3 separate regions of the Homo sapiens genome follow, and all the other regions are linked to region 1. Evidence: chromatin loops called from intact Hi-C (ENCODE). Cell type or tissue: MCF 10A. All regions are shown on one strand. Links, peaks and the distances in the headings refer to the core of each region. The heading gives the core; the rest is flanking DNA.

Region 1 (11,090 bases), core at 1,505-9,504:
CACTTTCTTTTTTTCTCTATTTTCCATCCAAGTTACTACTCCGCTAAGACAATCTCTCTCTCTCTCTCTCTTGCTCTCTTTCTCTATTTCTGTGTGTGTCTGTGTTTCTCTCTCTCTCTATCTCCTCTCTCATCTTTGAAAACCAACAACATAGCCAAGTATCCTGTATAGAAGCACTTTTATTAGCTGAGGAAATAATTAATACCAAATCCATATTTGAAGATTGATTATTCTAGATTTTGGGACACTAAAGGATTGCAGCTAGATGCAGGAGACAAAGTATATGAAATTTCTATTTAGCCTTAAGTCTGGTTTTCTTTGAGTGCTGGGTGATTATATTAATATTGTGGTGTTGGAGGACCTAAGTGTAGGAATTAAAGGGTGTCTCTCCAGAGGGTTCCAATATCTGGTTGCTCTGAACGTTTGGTGAAATTTCCATTTCAAACCAAATGGAAATGCTTTTTGAGTCATATTTTGTCATCTGATGCTATTTTTTCTAGTTCAATAACTTTAGAGAATTAATGGGATTTCTTTTTGTTTCAAATAGTTCACTATTTTTGGTGGTTTCGTTTATTTTGGTTTCTTGTTTTCCATTCTTTTAAAAAGTATTCTAAACAGACTGAGGAGGGTCAGTATTGGCTTCTCTGATTTGGTATCCCCAGTACCTAGCAGAATGGGAGCATAACTTATGGTATGTACCTCATAATGTTTTGTTGAATGAACAAATACATGAAACAGTACATTTCACCAAGGAATTTACAATCTAAGAAGAAAATTCAAAAGTTTTGCCAAAAAGATTTTTTGGCATCTATTTGCCTGAAGTCCAGTGCTTTTTACTTACAGGTTCTTGGGTAAACTCCAGGCAGGTGCATTTGGTCGGTGGGTGACTTCTGGATAAATGAGATGGTAATCTATTTGGATTAAGTTTGGGAGAGTTTTAAAATTCAAAATAAGTGGATGTATTTTATTAAAAACTATTTCTATCTCCAAACAGGAAGAAAAAATTGAGCATTAAAGTTATCTTTATTAGATGACCAGAATATGATGTCTCTGTGAGGGTCAAGTTGTTTTCTTTACTTCTTTATATGCTATAGCTTTAAATCACTTTTAAGCAATGGAGTTTCCACTGTGTCACCTGGGAGACAATTGGGTGTTGTAACCAGTATCTTAATTAGATCATTTACAGCACATTTGCATTACAGGGCTGTAATAGACTGTGCCCTGTGATTTCTTGCACTCAAAAGGTAACCTCCCATGCTCCATATTGAATTGTATTACAATTATTATTAGGTTGTCCCTATCTTATAAAAAAGCAGGGGTATAGCTTCTTGTTTCAGGAGGTGTTTTGATTTTTCCATCACTGAAAAAATATAAGGTTTTCAGTTACCTCCCTCCTTCTGTTCTCATGTGGGAAATACCCCTGGAACCTGGACATTCAAGACATGGTTTGCCTTGATTCTCTGGACTCCATTATCATGAATAGACTGGGGCTGTGAAGTCATTGGCAGAATGACATTCAAAGTTTCAATCTGTATCAAACTGTCTCATCTTGCAAATAGCCACTGGGAATTTTAAAACTAGTTTCCTCAGTACTAGTTTTGAAATTCCCAAGCCAGAATGGATCTAGACTGAAACATTTTGTTACGGGAACATTGTTTTAATCTACTAGGTTCTATTAACTGCTTCAGTAGGCTGCTTGGTTGCCACAGTAGCAAGCTGAGAAGAGATCTTCAAGACTCTGGGTCACAGAAGAGAGTTAGAACCATTAAAGTTTCTGTGTTTGCCTGCAGGGGTTAGGACCATGCAGAAGATGGGCATGGGTATTCTACGCATCTCCAGTCAAATTGAACATATTGGCTTAATGTCTAGGGAATAAGGCAATGTCAGAGAAACATGAAAGAAGGAAGCATTCCTGTATTCTCTTCATTTTCAATGAGGATGTTCTTGAAGAGTCATTTTTGAGAACTTTGTCAGAGTCACCAGCCTTGCTGGAATATTCTTACTTCAATATGTGTATAATTCCATGTGGTATTATTTGAGTAAGGAACCTTGCTATTTCTTACTTCCTATATTATACCAGGCTTCTTTACCAAAGTCTACACTGTATTTTTTCATTGTGGGTTAAAGGCAATACATTTATGAATTTTTAATATTCCTGTCAAGATCTTACAAGAAGAAATTACTTTGTGAGGTATGTAGGGATGCTAACAGTAGGTTGGGAAGTGGATCATAATCTCAAAATAGTAAATGCTAGCTCGGTGGCTTTCCCACAGAGAGGTAATGTATCTTGATGAGACAAGAGCATTTGTAGAGGAGGGTTTATTTGCAGCTCTTCACCCACTGCCTTCCTCTGCACCAACCCAATCTCCTGGGCTCCCCTGGAATCACGTTCTCTAAGTACCTCCTTAGGTAGACCTGCATTACCAAGGACAAGTTAAAAGTCTCTTTCTTTGCCCTTAATCTGTTGTTTGTAATGGGATTTAGGAGCAACTCAGAAAGGAGTGACAGGAACTATTGAGAAGTTGACACAGGGAAATAGAAATGAAATCACAGAACAAGAAAGCAGGAAGGCACTCTAGTAATCATCTGGTAGAAATACCACCCAGTGCTGGAACTGTTTCTGTGACATTTCTGATAGATGTCCTCTGTTGGACATTTTCATTGACTCAGAGCACACACAATGCTTCTTACAGGCACTGCATTCTTTTGTTGTGGAGTTCTAATTTTTAACAAAGTCCTTTTTATTTTTATCTTTAATTGACTCCAAATCTCTCTTTTAGGATGTCCAACCCATTGCCCTTGGCTCATTATATATGACAGTACTCTTCTAAGTCCGGGAACACACAATCAGCTCGTATTGAATTTGTCAAAGAAAACTTCGGGAATTATAATAAGTAGTTATTATATTGCTTACTGACTTGATTAATGAAAGCAAATTTCTGGAGAAATCATGCTTTCTACACACCTCCAGGATGGTATAAGACAATCTTGCATGAATACATTAATTAACTACTTAGGGAATTTTCTAACTGATTATGGTTTATTTTACTTACTCTCTGGTTGGCAGTTCCTGAGGCACTTATGTAAATAAGCAAAGGAAATGGTCAGGGGAATTACTTATATTTTGCCTCCGCCTGTGATGTTCTGTGATGTTTTAGGTACAGGAATGAAGATGAAAAAAAATTGTGAAGGCTAGTTTGGCTCCCAAGACATAGCACTGAACTATGACGAACAAAAGGAACATTACAAGGTGGAGTTTTGATAAAAGTGGGATTCCTAGAAGAAGCAGATAGTAGTATGTGACTGTTGTGAAAAACGTTTGAGGGGTAAGTTGAGGTAAAATTGATAGAAGACCTTAAATGGTAGAAGAGGAACTCAGATATCTTTTTATGAGCATGGAAAACACATTCTAGATGTGTCAGTGAGAATAGGCCAAGTTAAGGTGAACCAAAATCTTTCAAATTTCAAAGTTTTGATGCAGCAGATGCCTTCTTAATTCATTTTCCATGACCAATATTGGTTGGTAAGGGCTCTGCTCATCACAGTTGCTCAGTGTAGTCTTATGTCCTCAACTCATGTTCCTGCAATCAGTGGGAGAAGGAAATATGGCCCATAATGCACTTGTCCCCCAGAGCTTCCTCCAGAAAGTGTCAAACATTTCCTCTGTTCACATTGTGTTAGCCAAAGCAGGTCACATTGCCATGCCGAAGTTAAAAGGGCACAAGGACATCAAATCTTAACCATGGTGCAAAAAGAGAACACAAACATTTCCGAATAGTTCTAGTAACTTTCACTTCAGAGCACAAGAGATAAATTATGGGGAAAAAAATAAGGCCAATGGTGGTGCACAGTTATGTATGCACACCTGTATTCCTGAGGCATGTATAATGGTTGAATTCTAAAGGCTGAGTGATTTTGAAAAGGCATAGTTTGTTTAAAATTTTAGAGGGATTTACTAAAGCCATTATTTCATCCTATTTTCTGCATGTTGTCTGTCTCTGGATCTTTTTTTCAAGTTCTCTGGCTTCCCCTATATTGATGAGTTATGTTGGAGTGATATGGAGAAGGGGCTTTAATGACCACTTTTAAGGTTCCCTCTTTGTGTCAGTTGTGCTCAATATTTGTATTAATGACTTGTATTAAGTAGAGAAAAGAGAGAAGGGTGAGGGGAGGTCTGATGCTGACTAAATCTATGTAACGCAAAAGACTGGCTCAGAGAGTTAATACAGCACAAAATTCAAATTGATCTTGATGGGACATGTATGCCTACGGTTAAACTTAGCAAGAAAGTATAGCTCTGTATTTAGATGTTTTGTAAATCACCTATATGTGCAGATATTTGGGAATATCTGACTTGAAATCAGTGATTCTAAATCCTCCTCAGAGCCATCATGTTGTTACAAGTAATAGAAGACAATAAGGTGATTTGGCAATCTAAAAAAACAATACTTTCTTGATTAATGAATTTGACCCAAATGTTGCAGATTCTGGCATTAGTGGGTACTCAAAAACATGTATCAAACAAATGAATAAATGAATTAAAACAAGGACAAGTATTTCCTAGGTTTCCAAACGTAACACACTCATGTTTAAGGGCAGTTAAAGTTCCTTCCTTCTATAGGAGGAACTCAGTTTTGTTCTAAATAACCAAAGGCCACACAGACAACATATTTCTATTTGTGCTGATTTAAAGTGTTGAAAAAAGTGAAATGCACCAAGATAACAAGCAAACTAATGAGATGGTAAACTGGGGTCATTATAAGACCCAATTAATTTGATCCAGAAATTCTTGGTCAGAGACTTGATTGTTTGGACACCTCCTTGTGATATGTGGAATCAAAATTTGGGAAGCAGCAACACAGTGGGCAAAAGGGCTCTGACTTAGGAATCATGGAATTGGGCCTAGGCTTTATCATTTACTCACCTTAGGACCCCGGGCAAGGCATCTACTCCCTGTAACTGAAGTTACTAAATTAGCCCTAGCTAACTTAGGTTATTAAGTTTATCTATAGGCAAAGGCTTGAAATGTGTAGATTGGGGTGAAGCCTGCCCTGCCAACCTCACAGAGCAGTGGTGGGAGCTAAGTGAGATAATGTACAGGAAAGCACTGGGTAAATTGCAAAGCCTTTTACAAAGATAGGAAGCATTATGAAGACATTTTCCAAATGGCCTCAAGAAACTGATTTGGTTGTGCAACATAAACATACCACTGGGAGGCCGCAGTTACCAGAGTCTCTATCAGAGACTTTTCAAAATAAATGCAGTGACTCAAATGTGTTTCCAGATGATGCTTTGAGGATTACTAACAGAGCAGCTATTACAAAGCAGTCAGACCCACCGGCTCATGCATGCCCTAATCCTATTATAAGACAGACCAGATACCACTTATTTTGCTATGTCAACCTTCCTTTGACTGATAGTAACAATTGTTAGGCCTGTTATAAAAGGCAGGCTGAACAGTGGGAAGGCATTTCACAGTGAGTCAGCAATTATAGCCTTGCAAATTCTAATTGTCTACACCTTCAGGGTGTAGACAGTTGTGTCACTTTCTATGTATATCCTGAAATGAGTGAAATAAAACTGAAAACCTAAGTGATATAGGAATACACAGGTACAGAACATCACTGGACAACTCCCATCAAGTTGAATATTATATACTGAGAAAACAGGTAGGAAGGTGATGTGTGCAATATATGTCTGTTTCCATTAAGAAACTGAGGTCCAAGCTAGTTACAAGGAAACGGGTCAAACCAGAAAGTGTAACAGCTTAATCCATAAGCAGGTATGCAGGTCTGTGTAAATACGGGATGGATTTTTCTTGTGAAGTGGGTCTGAGGATTTTTATGTTTCCCTCTATTTCAAAGTAGCCTTCTGGGTATAGGGAAGTTCTCTAGCCTGTGTGGGCTGCTCTCTGGAGTGAGCAGGTTTGGCAACCCTGAGGAAAATGAAAGTTCTCTAAGGTAGCACTTCTCAAATATTAATGTGCATATACATCACCTGGGCATCTTATTAAAATGCAGATTTTATTCAGTACGTCTGGGCTGGGGCCTGATATCTGCATTTGTAACAAGCTCCAAGGTGATGCCCATATGGCTGGTTTACAGCCCCCTCTTGGAGTAGCAAGGGAGCTGTCATAATTCCAGTTCTAGCACAGAGGTGTAAGGCAGACTTGGTTTATTCCTCTCTCTCTCTCTCTTTTTCTCTCCCTAGTCTCACTTTATCACTCTATCTTTGATACAACTGAAAATAGTCCTGAAGTCTTAACAAGAAGGAATATGAATGGGCTGAATCACGTATTAATCACTTCAGCCCTTGCCGACCACCCAGTTCTCAGGGGCAAGGAACTACCAGTTCTGAGACCCTTCTTGTTCATGGAAAGGTGACTGTGCTATTCCAGCAGCACAAGAAACATTGAACCTCAGAAAGTGCCCCTAAGTTCAGAAAAACTCACTATTTAAGATGTAATCATCCTAATATCACTGTTTTGGAGGAGAAATAAAATTCCTGGTTAAGCTAGAGTTGATAAGTATAACCAATAATAATAATACTTGTTGTTTATTCAGGGCTCATTCTCTGCTATGTGTTTTACTGAAATCATCTTATTAAACCCATATATGATTCCTACAAGGCAGACACCATGTAGTTATCTACATTTTATGAGTGAGACGTCTGAGCCTGGAATTAAAGCCCAGCCTCCGAACCTCACTGCTACCCTTCCTGTTGACATGACCAGGCCACCTTTTAGCCTAAGGCTGTCTTGTCCCTTATTGGTTATTTGCATGACTAAATACTATGGGTTTAGCATATGTTTGTGGAATTAGTGGGAGTAGACATATTTATTCAACAAGTCTATAATGTATCTTTAAATATAAGCTATTATATTGGGAATAAATATAATATACTTTCTGTTGTTTGTTTCTTCTTTAAAAAAATATTTGCCTCAAATAGGTACTGTGGTTATTATTTTGGTTTTGTTTTAAATCAAGAAGGATTATATGCACATAGATGCTCAATTGGTATTTGTTCACTTATGGGAGAAAAAGAAAGAAAGAAGGATTGAAAGGTGAAGTTGTTCAGCAAAGCAAGAGTTGTCACTTGGGACACTTTATCTTTAGAAGAAGAAGAACACTCAACATGTTTGAAAGACCCTGAGACTTTGGCTTAAATCGCTGTTAACTGAGACCTACAGCTCTTCTGTTAGTGTTTCTTTCCTGTCAGACAGAGGTTTCTGTGCATATGACGTTCCTACTCCTGCTTGGAAATTTATAATAGACAACAGCAAATTGGAGAGTGTGATCAGTGGAGGGGAAAATAAACCCATTTCACTGTGTTTAGCTCAGTGTTTCCCATCCTGATTACACCAGACAAACATTCATGCGTGGAAGACCTATTATCCTCTCCAGGAGGCCCATGAAAAGTTCTTTGGCGTGTACCACTTTAGAGGAACTACTTCCCCCTCCTTAGCTGGTTTTTCTGAACCTAATTTTCCTGGTGGGGGCTTCCTGTAAATTCTGGATCTCACAGTGTGTGCCAGTTTTTAAAATGGAATCTTCTAGAATTGTGGGAGCAAAAGTGGGAAGGTTGTTGGAAAATGTAGAGCTAGACGCTAAAGACAATCTATATTCTCACTTTCATTGAGGGCTTCTCTGGAAGCCAAAGAAAGGAGTCCCTAATAAAGCAAAGACATAAGTCAAAGGAAAACCAGGGTCTTAGAATCTCGGTTTCTTCTTTAGTGCCCTCCCCTTACAACCTGCGCTCCCTTTTGCATTTTGGGGGTTCTCTGGCCTGTATGCTAAACTTGACCTTGAAAGCTCTCTCTTCCTTCCAACCAATTACGCTCATAGATACTTTTTTTTTTATTTTAACGGTTTCACTTCTTTCACCATAGTGAAATAAAAGAAACAACAAAATGCAAAAAAAATTAGTAAAATTAGATTAAGAAATTTATCTAGCGGTGAGCTTGACCTGTAGTTTCTGACTCAGTTTTGCAGTGAAAGCATCATTTGGCCTCACCCACTGCCTTCACTATGAGTATTGTCAGCAACTTACCACCCCATTCTGCTTTCTCATCAGACCTTGCTTTAGGGAAGATCCAAGGGACTCTTTTCCCAGTGTCCTCATCTTGCCAGCCAGCAGCTACAAACTTTACCAAATGAACAAAGAAATTATTTTGTGTCAAGTGAGAAATGTGGCTCTCTAGGGCCCTCCAAGCTGGAGGACTTTCATTTCCCCAGCTCTCCCCAGTTCTCTGCCTTTGCCAAGAATGATGCCTTCAGGTGTTTTCTGTCACCCAGTCAGGGTGTTAAAATGTTGGGTCTCTATAAAACATTGTTGATCTGCCAGGATGTGGGATGTTCATTCAGGGTGTCCTCAAGAGAGGTCTGTCAAATTATAACTTAGAAGTTAAAGTATAGAGATGGTGGTGACCATAGTAGAGAAAGAAAGGAAGTTTCACTCTCTCTCTCTCTGTGTGTGTGTGTGTGTGTGTGTGTGTGTGTGTGTGTGTGTGTTTGTGTGTATGCATGTGTGTGTCTGTGTGTGCATGCCTACATGTGAGTTTTGCTTGTGGAACACACAGTCTGTGTGCTTGTATGTATGTGTTTGCATATGCTCAATGAGTGCTTGTGCAGGCCCCTGTGGTCAAGAAGACATGACTGAACTAAATAACTAAAGAATAGACAGACAGTCTGCTTCCTGCTACTACAAGCACCATCAAAGGAATACAGTACAGTGAACACAGGGCTGTCCTGGACTGAAAAGTCTGGGAAACACTCCCTTTGGGTGCCTCTGGTAAGAATTTGAAAGTTAGCTGTTGTTCATTTCTTCTTAGCTTCAGAGCATGAGGACGCTTGTGAAATACGTAGCAAGTGGCTCATGGGGCTCTTTCCAAATTGAGTTAGGATGTGTGTTCAGTTCTTGAACCTCATCTTATGCAGTGTGCACTTGTGTGTGAATATGAGCTCAAAATTTCCATAAAAGAAGTTTATATTAGAAAAGGTGGAAGCCTTTTCAGGGATATGCAAAGATGGAATTGACAACACCATGAGGCTGAAAATAGTCATGTCTAGGTTGGATGATTCCCTGCATGAGTATAGTAGAGGTAATCCAAACATCACATAATGAATTGAGCCTGTAAGTCCTTTTCCAAAGCTAAGATTCTAGTTTTTATATGTAGCTCTATCTTTAAGATGCTCTTTCTCATTTTTTTTACATTGGATTTTCTGGAGAAGATGAAGAGAATGTCAGTAATGGTCACGAGAAGAATTATCAGCAGAGAATGTTTTAAAATTGAAAGTACTATATTGCTTTGTTTAAAATGTTTGGTCTATTTCATGTCTTCACAGAGATTTGGAATTGTATTAACATATGAGTGTCAGAGAGGTATAGTCTCATCTAAATTTCAGCATTAGACTCCAAGTAGTTTTAAAGTTTGATTAAACATGCTTATAATAATTAGATTCAAAGCTTTTGGAATTCCAGCAGTTTTTTGAAGGATTCAGCATCTAATGAAGTAAAATAAATTGCAGGGCTCTTGGTCAGTGAATAAGCACTTTTGCAGCTAAGAGCTACAATTTATCAATAGGACTCATTACTATTCGACTTGTTTTCTAGCCTTCTTTGAAGGTTTAAGGGCCATTGTCCACTCACACATCAGGTTTAGTCACAGGCTGTTATGAAAAGACATAATTAGTTTTCCAAGGTCTGCAGGACCAGATTCAGTTTTGGAAAATGAGCTGATATGATGGTTTGTGCCCTGTCTTATCAGTCAAAAATGCTAAGATGTGTAGGACAGAGAAAGGTTGTAAAAACGATTAGAGAATTCTGATGATAGCTGTGGGGATTTGGGCTAGAGCCAGCAGGATACTCTCCGCCTGCAGTCTGGTATAAATCAGGACAAAACTGAACACCTAGGCTAGAGTTAGGACAGAGTCCCGGGGACCAAGTCAGACTGAAGGGGTATTATGCCAATGACATCAGAAGGAAATGCCAGAAGAGCAAGGTGAGCCTCCCTAGCCTCATTTCAGCTGTGAGGTGATGGGATACCAGGAACATTAGAAAAAATGGAGCACGAAATAGTTTCAGGTTTGAGCTTCAAGACAATATTGGACCTATGAAGCCAAATCAATCAGTTGATTTCAAGAAGAAGGACTGGACAAGACAGGAGCATTTCCTAATCAATTTATGCAAAACCTCTGTGAAACAGGATCCTCTGGCCATCCAAACTGTTGTTTTAAGTTAAATTTTTGTTTTAATTTTGATGCTCTTAGACATACCCCATGTTTGTTACCTTTGTTTTCTCTTTTTATTAGCCAAAAAGCTTTCTTGTGCTCAGGAAATGTATCTTATTTACTTTTGTGTCTCTAGCAATCACGACAAATGATCATTATTAATAGATGTGTGTGTAAATTATGGCTCACCTTGCATTTGAACTGCCTCCACGTTTGCTGGGATTCCCTTTTAGTGGAGTTCCTCTAAGCCTTTCTCTCTTGGGTTTCTCCTCTGGAGACAATTAGACAGTGGCCTCCTAGAACAAGGCAGTTCAGCCGTTGTAACTCTGCACAGGTGCAAATAAGTAGTTGTATAGCAAATATTTGTCACAAGAATAAACTTGCATTCCTCATCAGTAGGAGTCAAAGAGATAGCTCCCTTTGTAGTGAATAGCAAGTAAAAACAATGTTCTAAATTCAGTAGAAAAAAACAGGCATACACCCGTCACCTCAGTCCTCTCCTTCCCTGTATCTTGAAGCTTTCCCATGTTCTCAAGCTTTCCCTTGAGAATGCGGTTTAAGAATCTGGGTGGATTTTCTTTAGAGTGATGAAAGGTTTAGGGTAAGAAACTGGCAAGGTGTGTTGACAATTCCTGTTCAGTGACATGAGAAAAGAACTGTTAAGAGCATTGCTTCATTTCAACATATCCTTTTTCAACATAGAAGACTGCCCATCCCACCCTGCTAACCTTTCCAGGAAGACAAGATCATTGCCATGGTTACAAACTGCTTAATCAATAGTCTGGGAAACAGTAGCAGCCACTGCTTACTGGCCTAGCTGCTGCCAAGGTCTCTCATTGAGGAGAATGCATCTTCTTCTTC
Region 2 (11,090 bases), core at 1,475-9,474, 150 kb after region 1:
CACTAAGTTAGGGATTGAATGCCATATTCATTCACTCAGGCAATCCCACCTAGACTTTGGGTTAATAGCTTTGAAGAAGTATTTCATTACATGTCAGAACAAGGAAAGATTTCTCATAATATTAAGTGTTGTCCTTGTAGGAGGCTATATCTAGTTCTTTTGATCTTCAAAGTACTATAGAAGTGGTAAATAAAATATGTGTTAGCTAGTATCACTACTTTGACTAAGTAGATTTTTACAATCTTCCTGCACCCTCATGCCCAAATAAAGGATACTAATAGACTCACTATTTGTTTTTTTTTTTGAGATGGCATCTCACTCTGTCGCCCAGGCTGGAATGCAGTGGCACCATCTTGGCTCACTGCAACCTCCACCTCCCTGGTTCAAGCAATTCTCCTGCCTCAGCCTCCCAAGGTACGCACCAGCATGCCCAGCTAATTTTTGTATTTTTAGTAGACACAGGGTTTTGCCATGTTGGCCAGGCTGGTCTCAAACTCCTGACCTCAAGTGATCCACCTGCCTTGGCCTCCCAAACTACAGGGATTACAGGTCTCACTATACTTTAAGGGAAATATTGCATATAGAGGAAGCACAAATGTTAGAAGGTATTAATCTTCGTAGAACCTTTCCCCCACCCTAACACCTCTAATTCTTTTTGGTGGCTTCTAGGAAAAGTGCTTTAGTTAATATTTCACTAATCTTTCATTATACTCTTATAATCTTCCTTTGGGAAGGGTTCTTTTACTCATGACCTCTCAAAGGTAAAGCAGGGATCTTGTCATTTTGAATGCTGGATTGATGCTATCAAGAGTTTTTCGGCTGATAAAGTCTTACAGAAGAGATTACCACAGGCAAAGTCTCAGGCAAGAGGGTGAGGAATGGATGATAGGAGTTGAATTGGAGGATACTGCTGCAGTTGAGAGGAGCAGGATTGAGTATGTAGATCAGAGGGGAAATAAAAGGAATGAAGAAAGACGACACAGTACTGAGAAATATTATGAAGACAGGGGAATGGTTAATATAATATTTCTTCTATTCCAAAAGTTGGCAGATTTTTTTTTTTTTGGTATGTGCTAGCTTGTAAATATTTTTAGTTTTGTAGGCCAGTTTCAGTCACAACTATTTAACTCAGCCATAAAGATCCATAAACAATAACAAATAAATGGGTGTGGCTGTGTCTGATAAATATTTACTTACCAAAGAAAGGTGATTGCTGATTTGGCCTGCAGGCTATCTAATCACTTGTTTATAAAATTTGCACTACATTCGTTGATATATGGTATGCCTGATGCCAAACCCAATTCTTATGTTTATTAAAATTTAGAATGAACTAGTATTCTGAAGATTAGTAACTCCCTTTTTAAGCTTTGTGATTTTTTTCATATTTGTCCATTGTTACTTTAATAATATTTTAAATGTTCAAATATGCATATATGAAAGTAAGTTTGTTTAGTACATAGAGTTAAGCTTAACACACTTCTTCCCCATAAAAGAGGGATTTCCATAATTAACTCTAGGAACCATAAACCCTGAAAACAACACTGCAATTCTGTGTGAATGGAGAGCCTGACACTGTACTAAACACTCTAGGAGATTTTTCCAAGTATTCGGGCTGTTTCTGCTCTTGAAGGAACTATCAATCACTGCAAACACTAATAACAGTAGATGCCAGTCAAGGCCAAGTGTGGGGCTGCCTGGCTGGTGAGTGGCACAGATACTGACTGAGGAAGTTGTGGGAAGCAGGAGAGAACAAGTGGCTGCTGGCTCCTTTGTGTCAGTTGGGAGAGTCCTTTGGTTGCAGGAAACAGAGACTCACACAGGTTAATTCAGGGAGTGAAAGTTTATTAGAAGAAGATTGGGATCACTCCCATTTGCCTGAGCCTCATGAAAACCCAGAGGAGCCCTGCCCCCACCTTAGGGGAGAATTACAGACACAGTCCAGTGAAGAATCAAGTACCTGGTGTTAGTCTCTTGATCACCCCACTTACCTTAGGGTCGCACCATAAATGCACATCAGTGGCTTCCTGTGTTTCTACTGCTTCTCTGATTTTTTCAAAATTTTTATTTTAAGTTCAGGGGTACGTGAGGTTTGTTACATAAGTAAACTTGTGTCATGGGGGTTTGTTATACAGATTATTTCATCACCCAGGTATGAAGCCCAGTACTCAATAGTTATTTTGTCTGCTGCTCTCCCTTTTCCCACCCTCCACCCTCCAGTAGACCCCAATGTCTGTTGTTTCCTTCTTTGTGTTCATGAGTTCTTATCATTTAGCTCCCACTTATAAGTGAGAACATGCAGTATTTGGTTTTCTGTTCCTGCATTAGTTTGCTAGGGATAATGGCCTCCAGCTCTATCCATGTTCTCTCAAAAGACATGATCTTGTTCTTTTTTATGGCTGTGTAGTATTCCATGGTTTATATGTACCACATTTTCTTTATCTGGTCTGTCACTGATGGGCATATAGGTTGATTCCATGTCTGTGCTATTGTGAATAGTACTTCACTGAACATTTGTGTGCAAGTGTCTTTATGGTAGAGTGATTTGTATTCCTCTGAGTATATACCCATTAATGGGATTGCTCGTTCGGATGATGGCAATCCCACTTTCTGTATCTTGCACTGAAGTTCTCAAGAGAGTTGACGTTATTGGTCAAATCAGTGCAGTGCAGTGAGGGAGATGGGTGGTCTCTTCCAAAGAGTCATACTGTTACTTAGCCTTTTTTCCATCTTGTGCCTTCTCATTACTTAGTGCCTTGTAGTCCTCCCTATCCTGCTTGCAAATGAAGACTCAGGCAGCAGTCTGTCACAAGGGATACTGGGAAATGTAATCTACTAGTGTGTGCAGGAGGAAAGGAAAATGGATTCAGTGAACAACTAGTCAGTCTAAAAATACAGTAAAGTAGGCCTATAGATTATTGTCTGTTTGCACAAGTGAACTTGAACTTGCTTTTATTTATCTGTCAAGGAGCCTTATGTCTGTGAAATCACTAGGATAAGTGAAATAGTTTTCCTGGGCTCATTCCCAAAAAGGAAAACATTGTGGCTAATCAGACACAGAGAATCCACAATGGTGGTAGGCTTCTCCTCACTATTAAATGTGAGATGGCACCAATTTATAGGCTCCATGGACTTTTTCACTACAAAAGAGAAGGAAGCTTTTTCAAACCTCTGTTTTAAGAGGGAAAGCAAAGAGAAGGAAGCTTTTTCAAACCTCTGTTTTAAGAGAGAAAGCAGTAACATATTGAAAGAAATGCACAGTTTTCATTTGTGTCATCTCAACAGCTGGTACTACCCTGAAATTTCAAGGATCCCTTCCCATTGTCAGTCCATGTAACCTCATCCTTAGATCAGAAAACACAGCCACAAAGACATGAGTTCAGAATAAGTGTCTTACAAGTCATACAAGAGAAGGAATATTCTATATGATTGAGTCAAGCATATGGAGACACTGGTCCCAGCCCTGCTAATATCCAATGTGGTTACCTTGGATATGTTACTAAATGTCTGCATTTTTGCTAAAAAATTGAATAATGTGTTTGTTCAAAATACATACAGTACCCAAATTACAATGGTTCAATGCATGATATTTTGACTTTAGGATGGGTTTATCAGGGTATTAAATGTATTTTCAATGTAGAATATTTTCAACTTACGATGGGTGTATTAGGATGTGTCTCATTGTAAGTTGAGGAGCATCTATACATAGGTGTAAGGAAACCTAAAGACTGACTGTTGTGTTTTCTCAGTGGTGGTTCTTGGCAATAGTAGTAGGAGAGGTACTCTTGTTCCTTTTTTGTTACCATTGTTAACTCCAAAATGTGCCAGGCCTTCACAGTGGAAGGGGCTAGTGAGACTGGATGCCAGAGGAAGCACCTGTGGAACAGACACCTGCATAGCCCTACCCTGGGCAACAAGACTTTAAATACCTCCTCCAACTACAAGGTTCTAAGGATCTGCATTGATGTTTCATAGGCATGAGTTCTTAAAATTCTGTCCTGAATATGAAACTCAGGATTGGGAAATGAAGCAAGAAAATGAAAGGATTTGCTTTATGAAGACTCTATATCCTGGGCAAAGTGGTGGTGGGTTGAGTTGGTCTTCAACCTGCCCTTCATTGAAGGGCTGCCTGGACCCTCTCCTAAGGTGCTCATTCTGGATACCCAGTTGGTGACAACTCTTCTTGGTCCAGCACCTTCTCTAAGTTGACACTTCTTTTTCTTGCTCCCCCTAGCCACTCCCCTGACGTGTCTCTTAAAGCTACATTTAGGTATCTGTGCCGTCCAAGGACAAGCTTTAAGGAATGAGCATACCTCATCTAGAGGAAGGAACTGGTAAGACTCCCTCCCCTGGCTCCAGCACTGTTCTGGACTGTAATAGTGCATTCTCACAAGGAGAATCCAGAAATAAAAGTCCATTTATGACTCTGTGACCTCAAGGAATGACTTTACTCAAGATCATTTGAGGCTCCAGGGCAAGGGGAATGGCGGCATGGCAGGCAAGGAGGGGCTGACAGCACGTTGTGCAGTCGAGTTCATGTAGCCACTTCCTGCACAGAAAGACTTCCACTCTGCAGTTGTAAAGAGCTGGCCTTGACAGGGAGTTGCTGGTTCCCCAGGAGTTAATTGATATAAGAAATAACATTACAAGGAATTAATTAGAAGCCCTTGAGTCTTGACAAGAGTTTGTTACAGGCTGATGTGCCTTTTTATTATGAAGCTGGGAAAGGGAATGAGGAGGAGAAGTACGGAGGATGTTAACCATGCAGATGTGAAAGAGATTTTGTAGACAGCCTGCAGAGAGGCCCCTGCATAATGATAGCTCACTCAGAGAAAATAAGAACATGAAACAGTTCCTGACAAGTCCCATAGCTTAACTGGAAGAAAGTGAACCTCTTTGCTTATGAAACATCCTGAAGCTAGCGTAAAAGTTAAAGAGCACTTTGCTCTGAAAGAGAAATAGAGGGATGGAATGGGGGAAGGGACATAGTCATTAGGGTAAGTAAAGTAAAACTGGCTTCCCCACAGGACATCAACACGGTAGAAACATCCGGAATTGTCTCTAAGTCTCACTCCTGGGAATTCACGCCACAGGGATAAATCAGATCAATTACTACCGGCCACCTAGTGGCAGAATGGGGAACAACATGCTGATCTGTCGGCTGGGAGGCTTAATATAGTCCGTATTCACAATAGAAGCTAATTGTTATAAAAATGTTAAGAGGGGGCGTAAAATATTTCAGAGCAGGGGAAGATTTTTAGCCTGAAGACAACATAATTTTTCACTTAAACAATTCATCCAGCTCAGGATTAGATGAAGTTGAGTATGAGGATAATTGAATATAGTAACCAATTCTACGTCTTCCATCCATGTGTGTATTTAAAGATTACAATTATTATGCTATTTTTAAGACGTCTGTTCTAGATAAAGTTCTTCCATGAGATACTACTTTTGATGTACTCTGAAGAGTGCTCTCATGCTGGGAGAATTTCAGTGCTGAAAATAGCTTTTGGCCTAGAGTTGAGACCTGGGTAACCACCCCCAGCTTAGCTATGCGAAACTTGGGTGATTGTCAGAAAGTCATTTACGTATCATGTGGGGATGTTTGTGTATGTGTGTGGGGAGTGTGTTTGTGATTGTATGTAGTGTGTGGGCATATGTATAAATATATTTGTTAAGTTGAAGCAAATACAATAGCCCCCCTCTTATCCACGGGGAATACGTTCCAAGCCCCGCAGTGGAGGTCTAATAGTACACTGTTTTTTTTCTATACACTATTTTTTTCTATACATACCTATGACAAAGTTTAATTTATAAATCGGGTACAGTAAAAGATGAACAACAATAACTAATAATAAAATAGAATAGTTATGGCCTGGCGTGGTGGCTCACATCTGTAATCCCAGCACTTTGGGAGGCTGAGGTGGGTGGATCACCTGAGGTCAGGAGTTCGAGACCAGCCTGGCCAACATGGTGAAACCCCGTCTTTACTAAAAATACAAAAATTAGCCAGGCGTGATGGCATGTGCCTGTAATTCCAGCTACTCGGGAGGCTGAGGCAGGAGAATCGTTTGAACCTGGGAGGCAGAAGTTGCAGTGAGCCGAGATCGCTCCATTGCACTCCAGCCTGGGCAACAAGAGCAAGACTCCATCTCAAAAAAAAAAACAAAAAACAAAACAAAACAAAACAAAGTCATAACAATATACTGTAATAAAAGCTGTGTGAATGTTTATTTCTGAAATTTTCCATTTCATGTCATTGAACCATGGTTGCCCACAGTTAGCTGAAACTCTGGAAAGTGAAAGCGTGCATAAGTGGGGACTACCATATGGGCATCCTACATACCTCTTAGGTGGTACTCAGAGAACCCAGCAATGAGTATTGAACACCCTCAGTGAGCTGAGTTCTGGTTCATCCCAATGGAAGGTATTAGAGAAGGATGAACAAAGTCCCTGTCCAATCTAAGTGGTGACTCTAAGACACACATGAAATAATGATCAACAACATAAGTCATCACTTGGCCTTGGCTTTAGGATATCTTAGAGAATACACAAAATAACTTGAACTCAACCCAGATTTGAGAACTTCTATGGTGTTAATGCTAGTACCCTGTGTTTCCCCTGCAACACTCAATCTTTAATGTTTCCACGGAAATTGCTTGCTATTCCTGCCTCCAGCCATCTCCACAGATATGTGCACCGTAGTCCCACTCCTTCTCACCAGATTACTTGCTCAAATTATCTCTCGAGTATAGCCCTGTGAAACCCACCCAATCTCTTTGGCTCCCATGGTACATTAACATATATTCGTACTCATTTTGTGTCCAAATCTTTGTTTCTCTTTCCTTCCCACACAGCATTAATAACCCCGGGAAAAAAATTCTCTCTGTTACATGATTCTGTTTTTTTTGCTCCTTCATCATTAATACCATAGTGTAATTTATAGGTATAGAGGCAAGAAGATCTCATATGGGAATGTAAGATCATTAAAATCTTCACTGTGGAGCCAAGGTTCAACCTGGGTTTTTAGGAAGAGACAGGATTTAACTGTTTGAGGGAGTTAACATATAATGTAAAACATGGATGTGTTGGGTACATTTTCTGAAGTAGCATCAGGGTATGTATATTCAGGAATTTGCCCTTTACTTTACATGTGAATATAGTTAGAACTCTGAGGCTGGGTGGCATTTTAGGAGCCAGACAGGTCCATGAATGCCCTTCCCACTGCCCTAAATTCCCTGAGTTCAATTGACAAGGTTGGAAAAATGGGGAAGTTAGCATGGAAGTCGGCTGCCAATTCAGGCAGGTGAAGGAGTTCTAATTCGGTCAGGACACCCACTTTGTCCTATTCAATCTGCCTTCACATTTAAAGGGCCAGTTGTAAAAGTATCCCATCTTCACAAATTCATATCTAACCAACTGGAAATTATTTTCACTGCAAATGTGATTGATTTTATGGAGTCCTTTTTTTTTTAATCAGGAGTACTTCTAATGCACTGCAGTATTTGTTTACTCAGTGACCAGGAAAATTGAGACATATAGGTTAAACAAAAACTTCATCAAACAATTTTGGAAGTTTCTTTGTAAATGGTAAGTAGAGTCAGTTGAGGGAGGAAGGAGGAGGAGCTACTAGATGGCACAGTGATTCTATTACTTTAAAGCATTTTAGGAACATTTCTGTTTTATAAATTAAGATTCATCTGGGGCCTAGATATATATATTCATTATGAGCTATACAGGTCCATGAACACCCTTCTTACATTCCTGTATATAAAATGCCATATATATCTATACATCTGTATCTCCATCTATCTATCAATGCATCTATTATATCTATCTATCTATCTATCTATCTATCTATCTATCTATCATCTTTGTTATATTTAGGCCTATACATAATTTCTATTTTATAAGATAAATTCATCTGTATAGGGCATTTAACTAACTCTAGGTTAATGATATTCTGAGATTATCTGATTATATGGCAGTTGGATCTAGAAGTCAGTCCCAAGCACTGAGCCTAAGGATAAGGTTAACTTTGCTGTAGATTAATGCCAGATATTCTTCAAGAATCAAAACTACTTTAGTATAATCTATTGATGATAGTTAAATATTTTGCTATTCAAGTCCTATTAGTTACCGACTCAAGACTCCTTTTTTTCCAAGAGAGGTTGTTGATTTAATAACTGTCAGCCAAAGAAGTTCATCAGCAGCTGAAATCCACAGCAAGTTAACTCATAATGAATCTTAAATTTTAGAAAGAATGTTTTAGCAATATTGAGTGACAAAAGAAAAACAGTTGAAAACAAAATCACCGTGAAACTTCCGTCAGCTCATTAGATTCTCTGAATTCCATAAAAGAGAGAAATAATACCAAGTACAACTGAGACTGGAGAAGATTTTATGGTGGAAATCTCTCAGATTCCTTTATTCCAGGAAAATAATTCTGAACTTGAGAATTGAGTGTTTTCTCTCATGGACATTGGATTGAAAGGCTATTGTATCCAAGGATGTTCACTGTGGCATAACTCTTGCTGTTTGCACAACCTGAAAATGATCCAAAGCTCAGAGTTATAATTAAGGACCTTGTTACACCATAAAAGATTTTCAAATTTTAATCTATGACAACCCACACAGCACTCAGGGCTTAAATACTTTATTGACCAGGCTGGCAGGCTGACTCCTCTGTTGGAGCTGGGAGAGTCCTGCTTCAATTTATCTCTCCCACACTACATATTTGTAGTCATAAATCTTTTGCTAGGCTCTTTGAGCATTAAAAATAGCCTGGCATTGCTGGCTTTCCTTGTGGTACTGTAAGAGCCAAATCAAAGGTGCCAGCCTCCTGTGATCTTTCCATTTTGCGCTGCAGCAGGAAACGTTTACATCTGTCCCAGCCCTCACTGTCTAAGTGTCAACTCAAACAATGGCATTTCCCACTCAGAGTTTGGCTCCATCTCCCCAGATGCCTCCCTTATCCAGATAGGGCAGCTGAACAGCAGTCTGGCCCGAGCTGTTCCTCTGCCAGCCTGGGTCTGTTCTCTCTTCTTGATGGTAACTCTGGGTGGTGTGTTTTCTTCATTCTGCAGGGATCCTGCTAGATGGAGCAGAATAGCTATGCTGCCACCAGGGTCCAGGCTATGGGTTTTCACTAGGACCACTGGAGGAGAGAGGCGGAGGGAGCAGCAAAGGGCCAGAAACAGTTTCTGGAGGTGCAAAACAGAAGTCATTTGAACACAGGCCCAAATGCAGATCAGAACTAGGTCAAGAGCTAGAGGGTGACTCCACAAGTATCGGTCAGGTTGTTTAGAGAAGAGACCAACATGTTCAGATAGAATGCTATTTTATGAATTTCCTTCTTCAGACATGAGCATGTTATTTGGTTTAAATTTTTATTTCAGTAGTGAGTAGTAAGAAACATTATGGGGGTCATCCCACAGACACTAAGGGGGAATTCCTGTGTCTTCCTTTTTCTTCTAAGCTGTTTTTCACATCTTTTGTAAAATCAGCTTTATTGGGATATAATTGTTATCTAATAAACTGCACATATTTAAAATAAACAATTTGATAAGCTTTTTATTTGATGGTTTCCACGAGATAATCATTTCCATCAAGATGATGAAAAGATCCATGACGCCCTAATATTTCCTTGGGCTATTTGCACCCCCTTCACATCCCACTCTCATCTCCAGGCAACGACTGATCTGTTTTCTGTTAGTATATATTAGTTTGTATTTTCTAGACTTTTATATAAATGGCATCAAACAATATGCACTCTTTTTGTTTTAGCTTCTTTCTGTCAACAGGATTATTTTGGGATTTATCTACATTGCATCGTGTATCGATGGTGATGGATGCTGAGCAGCATTCCATTGTGTGGATATACTACAGTTTGTTTATCCATTCACCTGGATAATGGACATTTGAGTTGTTTCCAGCTTGGAACTATAACAAATAAAGTTGCTAGGGGCATTTGTGTACAAGTTTTTGCATGCCTTCATTTCCCTTGGTTAAATATGTAGGAGTAGAATAGCTACTCTTGGGTAGGTACCTAGAATAGGTTTATATGAAAGAGTATGTTTGACTTTTTAAGGAACAACCAAACCCTTTTCCAAAGAGGCTGTACCATTTTATATTCCCACTGACTGAGAGTCCCAATTCCTCCACATCCTGGCTGGCTTTTGCTGCAGTTTCTACTAGGGGACATCAATGCAGCAGCCTGCAGGGCCATCTGCATCAAACGTGGCCTCATCTCTGGCCACACATCAAAGAGTCAAGGTTTTGGCTGGACGAAGAAGAAAAACACAGACCAAGGGATATTAATGACCTAACATGAAGAGAAACTATCTATTTTGTGAGCTTACAAATAACTAAAGAAGAACTTTTGCAGTATAGTGTTTGTCAGAACCGTGGTGTAATAAATTAATGTGGATCAAAATTTCTGGCCATTATTATAAAGGAAGAAAGGAAAGTACATATGCTTTGTCTTTCTTTTTACAGAATCCAGTACATGTTATTTGTAGATTGACTAACATGTGATGTTCAGAGATAGAAAAATCTACCTTAGACGATTCTTAACAAAGAGAAAAGTGGTTCTGACCATAGTCATTTAGCCCAAATGCCTAGAGCAGAATTCCCTTCTACCTTTTCTCAGAACACAAGTGCCCATAGGCTCACTACCTCCTGGGGAAGCCTGGTTCTAGTCAAGCGTTTTGTTCATGGAGCAGATTTTTATTTAAGGAATTCATAACTACTGGCCTGGGCACGTGAAGTAACTTAGACTCAGATGGTCCACATAACACTGCTCAAACAGAACAAGTCCACAGTATAAGGAAGCTAAGTCAGGCTTCAGACAATAGCACCTCTTTTGTTAGGTTAGTGCAAAAGTAATTGTGGGTTTTGCCATTAAAAGTAACGTCAAGAAACCACAATTATTTTTGCATCAACCGAATACTTCTCTCATTTCGTACATCTTAAAATCATATAACCAGGCAGTATCTTAGGGTCATTGGGATCTCGGCTCTGGGGCTTACTTATCCCAGATCTAACCATCCTCAGCATGGTGCTCAGAGAGAAATATTGTGAGTTTCTGTAGT
Region 3 (11,090 bases), core at 1,758-9,757, 410 kb after region 1:
AATTATTGAGAGAAAAATGTCTGGGAGAGTCTTAAACATAAGGAGTGTATTTTGGAAAACTAGGACAGTAATAAACAATAATTTTTACAGAGAGTTGAACTGAAAGTGCCTGCAATGATACTAACTGAAAAGAAAAGGCAAAGTCACTGGACAGGAAGCACACAGTCCACCCCAGGAAAGCTGTGATGGCTGTGGACTAAAGAACAGACAAATATGAATGGGAAACAGATTCCAAATACATTCATGAAAAGAGTAACAGTGGCTGTCCCTGATGACAGGTGATGTTTTTAATGACTTTTTATAATAACCTAGTATTAGATGCATGGTGGGGGGGACTATACATAGATTTTTTTTTCTCTTAATTCAAAAAAAATAGAACAGAGGATTCTTGTGTGGAGAAGACTTAGGGGGCAGAAGAGGAGTTAGGAGTGCTATTTTCAAATATTTATTGGGTCATGATGTGGAAAAGAGATTAGAATTATTCTGCATGATTTAGTTAGAACTGCTTACAGAAAAGCTAGACGAAGGGACAGTTTAGCTCATATTAAGTATGTCTTATGTCTCTGTGGTGTTAAAAGATAATTTCTAATAAAAGGCAAATTTATGACTCATAGAATAAAAGTAAGTATGTGTTAAAAATCTTACTTAACTCATTAATGAGGAAACTGGTGAGGTATTACAACCAGTTCCAAGGCAAATGCAAAGAATAAACAAATTCAGATTTGCAAAATAGTTCCCAAGGAGTCAGAATCAGATATGGCGTAATTTTCCATTGAATTCCCAAATTTCCCCTAGAGTGTCTCTTTTTGACCAAAAATATTATCAAAGAAATATTGTTCTCAATCTGCAGCATGAACTGTGGTGGCTCCTGGTTCTACGTGATGTTTGGCACCAGGAATGACCCAGAAGTAGCCAAATGATGACCTGTTGGGGATACTGTAGAAAAAGTTTACTCATAGGATAGTTGGTTTGCCAGGATGACTTTAAAGATAGTTAATAACCTCAAAATTCTAAGATATTACCTCACCACTCAGGGAGCCAGCTCCTGAACCTGTATCACTACAGCTGGGTCCTTTTACAAATTCAAGTTCCTATTAATACAAACAACTGTCCTTCCCCAGCTTATGAGGGTTTCCTGTGTTTCTCACTGTGCCTTGAGAATCTACCTGCCCTTTGGATTCTAGTTCTCTCCTTATTTGTCTGACATTCACCAACTAAACTCTCTTCTGTCTCTTAAAGCGCTTTCGACTTGGAAAAAGAAACAACTGTAGAAGATAAGATTATGTGGGCTATTTTAGGTTGAATCTTTACCTCCCCCAACCACCAAAAAAAGAAAAGGAAGAAAGAGAGAAATATTGAAGTATTAACCCCCAGTACCTCATACTATGACCTCATTTGGAAATAGGGTCATTGGAGATGTAATTAAGATGAGGTCATACTGGAGTAGGTTGGGCCCTTAAAGCAGTATGGCTGGTGTCCTTATAAAAAGATGGCCATTCTGGCCAGGCACGGTTGGCTCACGCCTATAATCACAGCACTTTGGGAGGCTGAGGTGGGCAGATTACCTGAGGTCAGGAGTTCGAGACCAGCCTGGCCAACATGCTGAAACCCCATCTCTACTAAAAAATACAAAAATTAGCCGGGCATGGTGGCAGATGCCTGTAATCCCGGCTACTTGGGAGGCTGAGGCAGGGGAATAGCTTGAGCCCGGGAGACGGAGGTTTCAGTGAGCCGAGATTATGCCACTGCACTCCAGCCTGGGCGGCAGAGCAAGACTCTGTCTCAAAAAAAAAAAAAAAAAAAAAAAAAAAAGGTGGCCATTTGAAGACAGAGACACATAGGGAGAAGGCTGTGTGATAATGAAAATAGAGATTAGAGTGACACAGCTGCAAGTCAAGGAATACCAAACATTGCTGGGCAAACCACCAGAGGCACAGAAGAGGCAAGAAAGGACTCTCCTATAGGTTTCGGAGAGAACATAGTTCTGATGATAGCTTGATTGTGGACTTCTTCCCTCTAGAACTGTAAGACAATACATTTCTGTTGTTTTAAGCCACCTAGTGCGTGGTACTTTGTTACGACAGCCCCAGGAAACTAATGTAGGGATATAGACAAATTTCTCTTCTATGGGCTGGCTCTGTGCATTGTTCTAAATGTGAAGAGCCGGGTGTAATGTGTTATACACATATAATGCCTGGCAAATACAAGGCACTAATTAAGTATTAGTCTTCTTCACTGTCTTTTTTTTTTTTTTTTTTTATCTTAGAACCTGTAAATTATAAACCAAGTGACTGCATTACCACATAATGAGAGGAACGTGACTTGGAATTAAATCTGAGTTTAAATCCAAGCTCTGCCACTAGCTAGCTAGCTATATGACTTAGTATGACTTAGGACAGTTTTTTTTTTGTTTATTTGTTTTCTGGATAAAACCATTTTTCTGGTCAGGGTAAAGATGAAAAACAATGGCTGTGATCATGTGGTACAGGGTAAGCACCCGATACTTAGTAACTACTGTAATTTTATTCTTCTTGCATGATGATTCTTATTATATTAGTGCTTCATGACTTGCATTGCTGCTAGGGAGTTTGTAATTGTTATATTTGCTCAAACAATTGAATTTATAATCGTTGCATTCATAAGGAGAAAGATGACTGCTTTTAAAATTCTCTTTATATCCTGGACATTTTAAGACTTGAAAAATTAGTGCTTTCCACTTTTATTTTTGAACTGCTACTAAATTTAAAGGACTATTAATCCCCCATGTTTATGACTCACCAATTCATCATCAACACGATGCCTTTTAAAGCAATATGTGACTCAGGAGAAGCATGAACGAAGCGCCTGAAAGAATTTGAGGGTGGGGAGATGGTTGTGTTGAGGATGAAGGAGGAGCATTTGCATTTATTTTTCCTTTGAAGTAGAGCCCGAAAAGTTTTGCTGAAGAAAAGATATCTGAGCATGTGCTTGAGTTTGATTCATTAATTTTCAGTATATCTTAAACTTAGTTTTTCAAACTCTTTTTATTTTACTATCATATGAGCTCACAGCAGGAATGCCAAACCACAGTGCCATTGTGTGAGGCACAAGGGTGTTGAGGACAGTATGAAAATTCCCTTTTGAGTCTGATTTTCTGAAATACCAGAGGCCACAGTTCTGAGTGGCTAGTGCAAGGGAAAGAAATGTACCCATGCCTGGGTTAGAAAGGCAAGAAGCTAGTTCCTTCCTAGCTCCAGAATTCTCAAAGAGAATAGGCTTGAAGAAGTCTATATTCCTCCTTTCTTAAGACCTACACTAAACACTAAACTCTTTGACTATGCTCATGGGAATATCACGTAGAATTCCCTATTGCAGAAGATGAGTAGTCTTCTACATACTGTACTGCTGATGGTAAGCCGACTTCTCAGATAGCCCCCAAGATTTCTGTCCCCTGTTCTACACACCCTGCATAATGCCTTCCATTGGTGTTGGCAGGACTCATGAATATGATGGGATAGTCACTGACTTGTTTATGTTACATTATATTAAACTCCATCTTAACTGACAGAGAGAAACTCTCCTCCTGGCCTTAAAGGAGCCAACTGGTATGTGTGGAGAAGGTCACAGGGGAAGGAACAGTGGGAAGCCTCTAAATACTGAGCATGGGACTTGATGGACTGCCAGCAAGAAAGTGGGAAGCTTCGTCCTATAACTGCAAGGAACTGAATTCTGCCAACAACCAGTGAGCTTGGAAGGGGCCTCAGATGAGATCAGACCATGGCTGACACCTTAATTTCAGCCTCATGAAACCCTGTTCCCAAAGCCCACCTACTCTATGCTGAACTCCTAACCATGGAAACTGTGAGATAATAAACGTGGGTTGCTATAAGTCCCTATATTTCTATTTATTTGTTATGCAACAATAAAAAATGAATACAATTCCAATTTCCAGGAGCAGGGTATCAAGTCTCTTAGTTAATAAACAACAAACAAACAACAACCAAAAAAACCACTCTGTGCACAACCACACCCCAAGTTGTTTTTGTTCAAGTAACTCACAAAAGACTTCTCCGCCTCCCATTATCACAGACTTTCACAAAACCAGTGGGAGCCCCTTTATAGCTGGACATGGCCATGGCCTACATGACTTTCTAGATGAGCCTAGCTGAGCTATTACTGATTTCGTGGAGCAATTACTTTGTGTAATCACCTGTGACTGACTGAAAGCCTATTGTTTCACACTTCTTTTATGTGTCCTTATAATGATTTTCTTAAGGCCAATTGCAATCTCCTATGTATTTCCCTACCAAAGAATACCTTGATCTTGAATGTTCCTTTATTTCCATGCTGCCCCCACCTTTCTCCCAAATGTACATTCTAAAGGGCCCTTTCAGCATATTGCTTATTTAGAGTGAATACATGAAGATGCCTTTTATATGCTTAGGGGAAGAAGAAAAGATCATCCAGTAAAAATTTCATATTGTTTTTCCACCCAAGTGTATCTTGCTCAGATAAACGGGCATCACAAAGGCCACCCTGGCATTCCTGCCAGCATTTCAGCATTCCATGCCCCATCTCTCTCTTAAATTGGAAAACATTTTTACCGATTTCTTAATATGTTTGAATTCATGTTTTTCACAACATCCCTGATATATTTGGGGGTGCTGGATTTGAATATGTAACCCTTTTCTTGCTAAATAGTCGGGTTTTTATTAATTGGCTTCTGACTTATGGAGCTATATTTACAGCTCTGTGAGGTAGATAAATTCACAGCATAAAATAATATCCTCCCAATCATTCAAGGCAGTCAGTTTGCACTCACACATAACCCAGATGCACTTAAAATAAAGGTGTCTATCAAGCAGTAAGTAACGTGATTTCTCAATTGCCCTGTTCGTAGATTGAGACAAGTCTATGTGGGGCAATTTTTCAAGAGCGTTAGGAAGGGCTGTCTCCATAATATTTCCCTACTCTGTCCCTTTATTGATGGCCAATATTCCATATTTATGTAATGATTCCTCTGGCCCCTATAAAAATGGAAGTAAGCCGAGAAAGGAGTTACCTGGTATTTCTCAAACTGTTATATAAACCAAGCCACCATATTTTATAATTCTGAAGGCGTACAGCTCTCATGTTATTCTATGTGAATGGTGCCCCCTGGTGATGTGCTGTATCTATGCTGCAGTGAACTTAGTGGATGTATGCTCAAGATTCTGCTTTGTTTGTACATTATTCAAGTTTTTAAAAATGTTCATATTTTCATGGGAATGAGTTTATCAGTTCCTCTCTTGAAAGCATGTTTGATTAGAAAGAGTGCAGACTTGTTTGTGTGGTTGCTTTATAGTGTCATTGGCCTGAATTTTTTTTTTTTAAAGGAGCTATAGCTAATTAAAACAAAATTAGCATGGCCAGGTATGGTGGTTCATGCCTGTAATCCCAGCACTTTGGGAGGCTGAGGTGGAAGGATCATCTGAGGTCAGGAGTTCGAGACCAGCCTGGCCAACACAGCAAAACCCTGTCTGTTAAAAATACAAAAATCAGGCAGGCGTGGTGGTGAGTACATGTAATCCCAGCTACTGGGGAGACTGAGGCAGGAGAATTGCTTGAACCTGCGAGGCAGAGGCTGCAGTGAGCCGAGATCATGCCACTACACTCCAGCCTGGGTGACAACGTGAGACTCCATCTCAAAAGAATAAAAAATAAGATTAGCAAAATGTTGATATTGAAACTGCAAGATGGCTACATGGGGATTCACTATGCTTTTCTTTTTACTTTTGTGTATGTTTGAAACGTTCTACAAAAAAAAAAAAAAAGGTTAAAACATAAAAGGAATTCAGCTTTAGATTGTTAAAAGCACACAAATCCTTGCCATGTAAGTCTTAAATACTTATTATACAAAAAATCCAAATGCAAAAAATGTTTATGTAGTAGAAGAATGGAATATGATTAAACCTTTTCCAAAATAGAAGCGTGTGCTTACAAATCATAGCATTTAGCCATATTATGCAGCCCAGAAGAATAAATAAGTAGATACTTTTTAATATATAAAAAAGAAAGCGTGCAGAGATCAAAAAGACAGAAGCTATGTGAGAATGGGATCCGCAAAAATGCAGAATAAAAGTTTACTCTTTTTGTTTTGTTCTCAAAACTCTTCCTCCTGCTACTTCTTTTAACAGCTCCCTGCCATGATCCACCATCCATTTATTCATTCATTCATTTACCCATCCATCTATTATCCATCCATTCATTCATTCATCCATCCACCCATCCGCCTACCCATCTATCTGTCCATCCATTTCTTCATCCATATATTCATCGACCCAACAAACATCAGTTGAGTGCCTGTCATTTGCCAAGCATTAATGGATGATCCAGTACCCAATTTGAATTTCTTTACATAATACCTCAATGATCCAGAGAGAAAGAGGACATTGAAAAATTATCTGTCGTTCAGAGATTGGAGAGTAGTGTGCAGCGGAATACATTCAAACTTTTGAAGACAGCTTTTTGCAATTGTGCCTTATACTTCCTTTTCCCCACTTTCTCTCTCCCTCCCCCTCTTGCTGACAGAATGTACAAAGGGTCCTAGATTCAGTGTGTACTGGGTAGAGGTGCACAGAAAATTGCCTCAAGTTGTGCAATGTGGCAGCCCTATAGACTTCAGGAACTTTGTTTTGCAATATACATTTTTATTTGTTTCGTTTATTTTAATAAGCTATTTTTCATTAAAGCTTCAAGCTTATTATCTCTCCTCCAGAAGGCTCATTTTCTAACAAGGTTAGATGCAGTTTTTCTTCTTATTGATTGATTGATTTACAGGTAAGAGGAGTGAATGTCTATATACTTGGTCAGGTTCACTTTGATTCCTTATTTCTAAGATGAATTCAAATGTAATGAATCTCTTGAGCCAGACAGGAATTCTTGTTAAATATCACATCTCTCTATTTCACTTTAGTCTTCTACTTAATGGAAAACTGAATAGGTCCAAAGATTGCAATTTCTGCTTTATTTGGCATAATGCCGATACAAGGATCAATTACATCTTAATGATTATATCCCTTATACACTTGATTGCTTAGGCCAGTATATGACCCATTATGTGAAGCAGTCAGAATGCTTTCACCATCTCAGAAAGAGAATAACTTGAGCCTGCACAATCAAAAATATATCACCGTAACTCTTTTCTTCTGAAAGATAGAGCCATATTCTTTTGAACAGATAACTGAAATGAGAAAAGCTGACATTGTATTACTAACAAATCCCTTAGACATTTGCTTTAGAATTAAGTGTGACACATTGAAAGACATGGTTAGAGAACTGCTTTAGTTCTCTACCAGCTCAAGAACATAAACAATATGAACTGGGGTTAGAAACTCCTTAAAGAATCCATGGAAGAGAAATTCATTAAATAAGGTAAAATAACAAGGAAGCTGCCATATCATACCTTTAAAATTCTCTTATGAAGTTGTATCTTGGGTTCATCATGAAACAGTGCTCAGTGAAAGATTTGGGTGCAAAGGATTTATTATGAATGTGCGTTCAGGAGGAACCCCTAAGGGAGTGGGGGAAGCAAAATTGGATATGCGGGGAAAGCCAAGCAAAGGTTTGCTTTTACCTGAACTCAGATCTATCCCAAAAGGTGCTCTGGAGCATAACTTACAAGAGACCATCCATCCTTAAAGGGGTGCAGGTACTAAGTATATGGAAGGTGGGTGATGAACACACCATGCTTGGAAAGGAATCTACAGGGAGTTGCATGGGGTACCAGTACTGTTCAGTGCACTGAAATGCTGAACTCAAGATTGGAAAATTTTGTCAGAGGTTGGTTTCTGTAAAACTCTCCAAGTTTGTTATAACACACTCTATTCTGGGGTCCTTTGGAATAGTAGTAGAAAGGAAAACATGGCTGTGGAGTCAGAGAGGCCTAGGATTGAATCCTAACCCTGCTATATGCCAGCAAATAGAAAAACCTGGCCTAGAGTAAATAGCACCATCCCTAAATATATACACATTAAATCAGCAGTGCTCCTCCTCACACACATCTGCTTTCTATAAAATTTAATATTTGGAACTTTTTCACCATAAGTCATTTAAATCTTTGTTTTTGACTTTTCTCCTCCAGGAAGATTTTAATTTTCAAGCTTACTTCTCTGCAAAATAATGGGATTTAACCTAATTTCAAATGATTCCTGGCAACAGAGAAATACTTATGGTATGCTTATTTGTGGAAACAGAAAGTCCTTTTTCTTCCCAGAGTCCTCTCTGCAGATGCACCTGCCCACTCAGCCTGCCCACAATGCAGGCCCTCTTTTCACACACCCTTGAAAGAAAATTCTTCAAGGAAGTCTAAAGACAAAGACAAATTACAAGAAAGCACTGCTTTTATTTTCATTTTTTCCAAATTAAGCTCCTGACCTACAATTATTATTTTGTGTTCTTTCCTCTTCCTCAAAGCTGGTTTTACTTTCTCTACTGCATTCCCTGATCCTAAGGTATCTGGCAGTTAGTGGTCAGCAGGCTGTCAGGCAGCTCATCATTTGGTCAGGATCCAGGCTACCCTCTGCATCTCTCAGCCAAAACCCTCCATGTGTACCCTCGTGGTTTTTAAAAGAAGACAAATGGCCCTTCTGGGACCCAGGTAGCCAGATGGAAAAACATGGCCCTCCTTGGTCTTGGCTGGGGTGAGAACCTTCTTCCCGAGTCATTCATTAGCTCAAGCTTCTTTCAAATCAAGAGATTCCACCAATTGTGGCAGGGCATGGAGGCTTATGCCTGTAATCCCAGCACTTTGGGAGGCTGAGGCTGGAAGATAAGTTGAGCCCAGGAATTTGAGACCAGTGTAAGCAACATAACAAGACCTCCTTGTTTCTACAAAAATTTTTTTACAAATTTGCAAGGCATGGAGGCATGCAACTGTAGTCCCAGCTACTAAGGAGGCTGTGATAGGAGGATTGCTTGAGTCTGGGAGGTGGAGGCTGCACTCAGCCATGATGGTGCCACTGCACTCCAACCTATATGACAAAGCAAGACCTGTCTCAAAAAAAAAACCATAAATAAAAATAAAAGAAAGAAATTCTACCAATTGCAAAACGTTAGGCTTTAGAAATCTTTCAATCATAGGATATTATTGCTGGAGGGAGCTTTAGAGATCATTTTGTCCCACCTATTAATTTCAGAGAAGAATGGACTGAAGCTTACATAGCTTAGATGTTTTCCGCACAATCACACAGTAGACAATGCTAGCAACTACACTTCTATGACAACAATGGTTGCCAGACTTTTATTCATTTATTAGCATTATAGCCTCTGTTTTGAAAAAAATCTTGCTGTGAAATATACCAACTGGACCTAATTCGTATGAAGTGGGAGATGGGGAGCCCAAAATCAAATCTATACCCCTTTCTTCTTTTTGCAGCTCTGTGCCAAATTCCCTCTTGAAAAACAAACAAACTTTTAATGGCTCTTAGAGACCTAATTCAGTGCTTTAAGTTTCTGATGGGCCTTTATTATGGAGCTTGATTAATATTGTTTAGAAAGTCCTGCACCCGATCATGTGTTTCAAGCTTGGAATGTCCCGTAAAAAAGGGAAGCTCTGGCCAAACAGGTCAGTGTCAGTTTGGGTCCAGAGCCTGGAAAGAGGATCAGGGAAGCTGGAGAAAGAACCAGATAGTGGCTGAACAGAGCCCTGAGCTTCCAAGCCAAGTTTGGAGTCTAGGAAATAGTCTGCAAGGCCAAGTGGAAGGGGCTGAACTGAAAAGAGAATGCTGAGCCAAGGTTCAGGAGCTGGGTTAGAACTGGATGGAAGGAAAGTTAAGGGAATGGTATTCATTTTCCATTGCTATTTTTTGCAGAAATTACTACAGCTCAAATTACTATAAATTTGGTGGCCTAAAACAACATAAAATGTATTATCTCAAAGTTTGTATGGGTCAGAATTCTGAGCATGGTTTAGTTAGGTTGTCTGCCCAGGGCCTCACCAGGGTTAAATCAAGGTGTTAGCCAGTTTTTATTCCTTTGAGAAGTTCAGTGTTTTCTTCCAAGCTCCTGTGGTTGTTGGCAGAATTCAGTATCTTGAGATTATAGAATGGATATTTTCACTTTCTTGCCAGCCGTTAGCCAGGGGCTACTCTTTGTTCCCACCCGATGTTCCTTGCCACATGGTTCTCTCCACTGTAGAGCGAGTTTTTTAATTTATTAGGAGAGCATGACTTTAATGCTTGACCATCTTTTGAAAGGGCTCCATAGATAAGGCTGGGCTCTCCCAGGATCATCTCTTTTGCTTGACCAAAGTAAATTGATTAGTAACCTCAACATGGGAATGACAATCCCGTAGTATTCATGAATCCTTTCCATACTCTAGGGGAGGGGATTATACAGGGAATGTACACCAGAGTGCGGGAACCTTGGGGTGGTCTTAGAATTTTGTCTACAACATGAATGAAGCCAGAGAGAGCAAGGACAGTCTTTCTGGCTTCAAATACAGACTCTACCACATGGAACCTGAAGGGCCTTGGGTGGGGAACTCTCTCTAGGTCTCCTTTACGCCTTACCAGTAAAATGGAATTGTAATCATACTTAGCTCCGGGGATTGTGATGGAGATTCAATGGAGGTATACACAAAAGTTCTTCATCACTGCCTGACCTAGGGTCAATTCATAATGAATACCAGCTTTTTAAACACGTGGCCTGTGGCTCACCTTTCAAGAACCACCTGCACTCTGTTAGTTGTATTGGCTTAAGGGTTCCAGTCAGGAAAGATATTTTCCCTTTTAAGAAATACGAGGTCATGAAGCAGCTCAGAACTTCTTTATTGGGACGATGAACTGCAGGTGCTGGCGCTCCTAGATGTCCCACACATACACCCAGCAGAGCACTGGGTCCTTTCTCATGGCTTGCCTTGGTGGCATGCCTTACGGAGGCTAATGGCTAAGCAGAAGATTAAGCCTTAGCCCCAAGCTAAAAAGGGAGCATCATATGTTCACATTGGAGAATAAGAATGAATGAATGAATAAATGAATAAATAAATAAAGGGAACATCAGGGTTGGCTCAAATTTCCTGATGACATGAAGTTTGAATTGGCATCTGAAAGCAGGTAGAATTTGGATTGTCA

What was found. Peaks named below come from ENCODE experiments on the same cell type or tissue, not always from the same donor. Only the 100,000 strongest peaks of a DNase experiment are listed, where the experiment ranks them.
Region 2: a loop joins it to region 1, with 9 times the contacts of the local background. A loop is called at or near these places in 22 of 110 quality-filtered maps.
Region 3: it touches region 1 in a loop (6-fold over the local background); 38 of 110 quality-filtered maps call a loop at or near these places.

The regions. Positions count from the first base shown.
Region 1 is chr2:80,081,680-80,092,769 of GRCh38, forward strand. All of the region lies in intron 7 of CTNNA2 (catenin alpha 2), which reads left to right. Among named protein-coding and RNA genes, the nearest start is that of LRRTM1, 220 kb to the right of the region's middle. In MCF 10A, for the core only: no CTCF peak of the experiment used is centred there; a DNase peak (open chromatin) is centred at 5,242.
Region 2 is chr2:80,233,761-80,244,850 of GRCh38, forward strand. The region is part of intron 7 of CTNNA2 (catenin alpha 2); the gene reads left to right. Among named protein-coding and RNA genes, the nearest start is that of LRRTM1, 65 kb to the right of the region's middle. In MCF 10A, for the core only: a CTCF peak has its summit at 5,114 (motif pointing left); a DNase peak (open chromatin) is centred at 5,101.
Region 3 is chr2:80,494,156-80,505,245 of GRCh38, forward strand. All of the region lies in intron 9 of CTNNA2 (catenin alpha 2), which reads left to right. Among named protein-coding and RNA genes, the nearest start is that of LRRTM1, 190 kb to the left of the region's middle. In MCF 10A, for the core only: a CTCF peak has its summit at 5,130 (motif pointing left); DNase peaks (open chromatin) are centred at 2,816 and 5,126.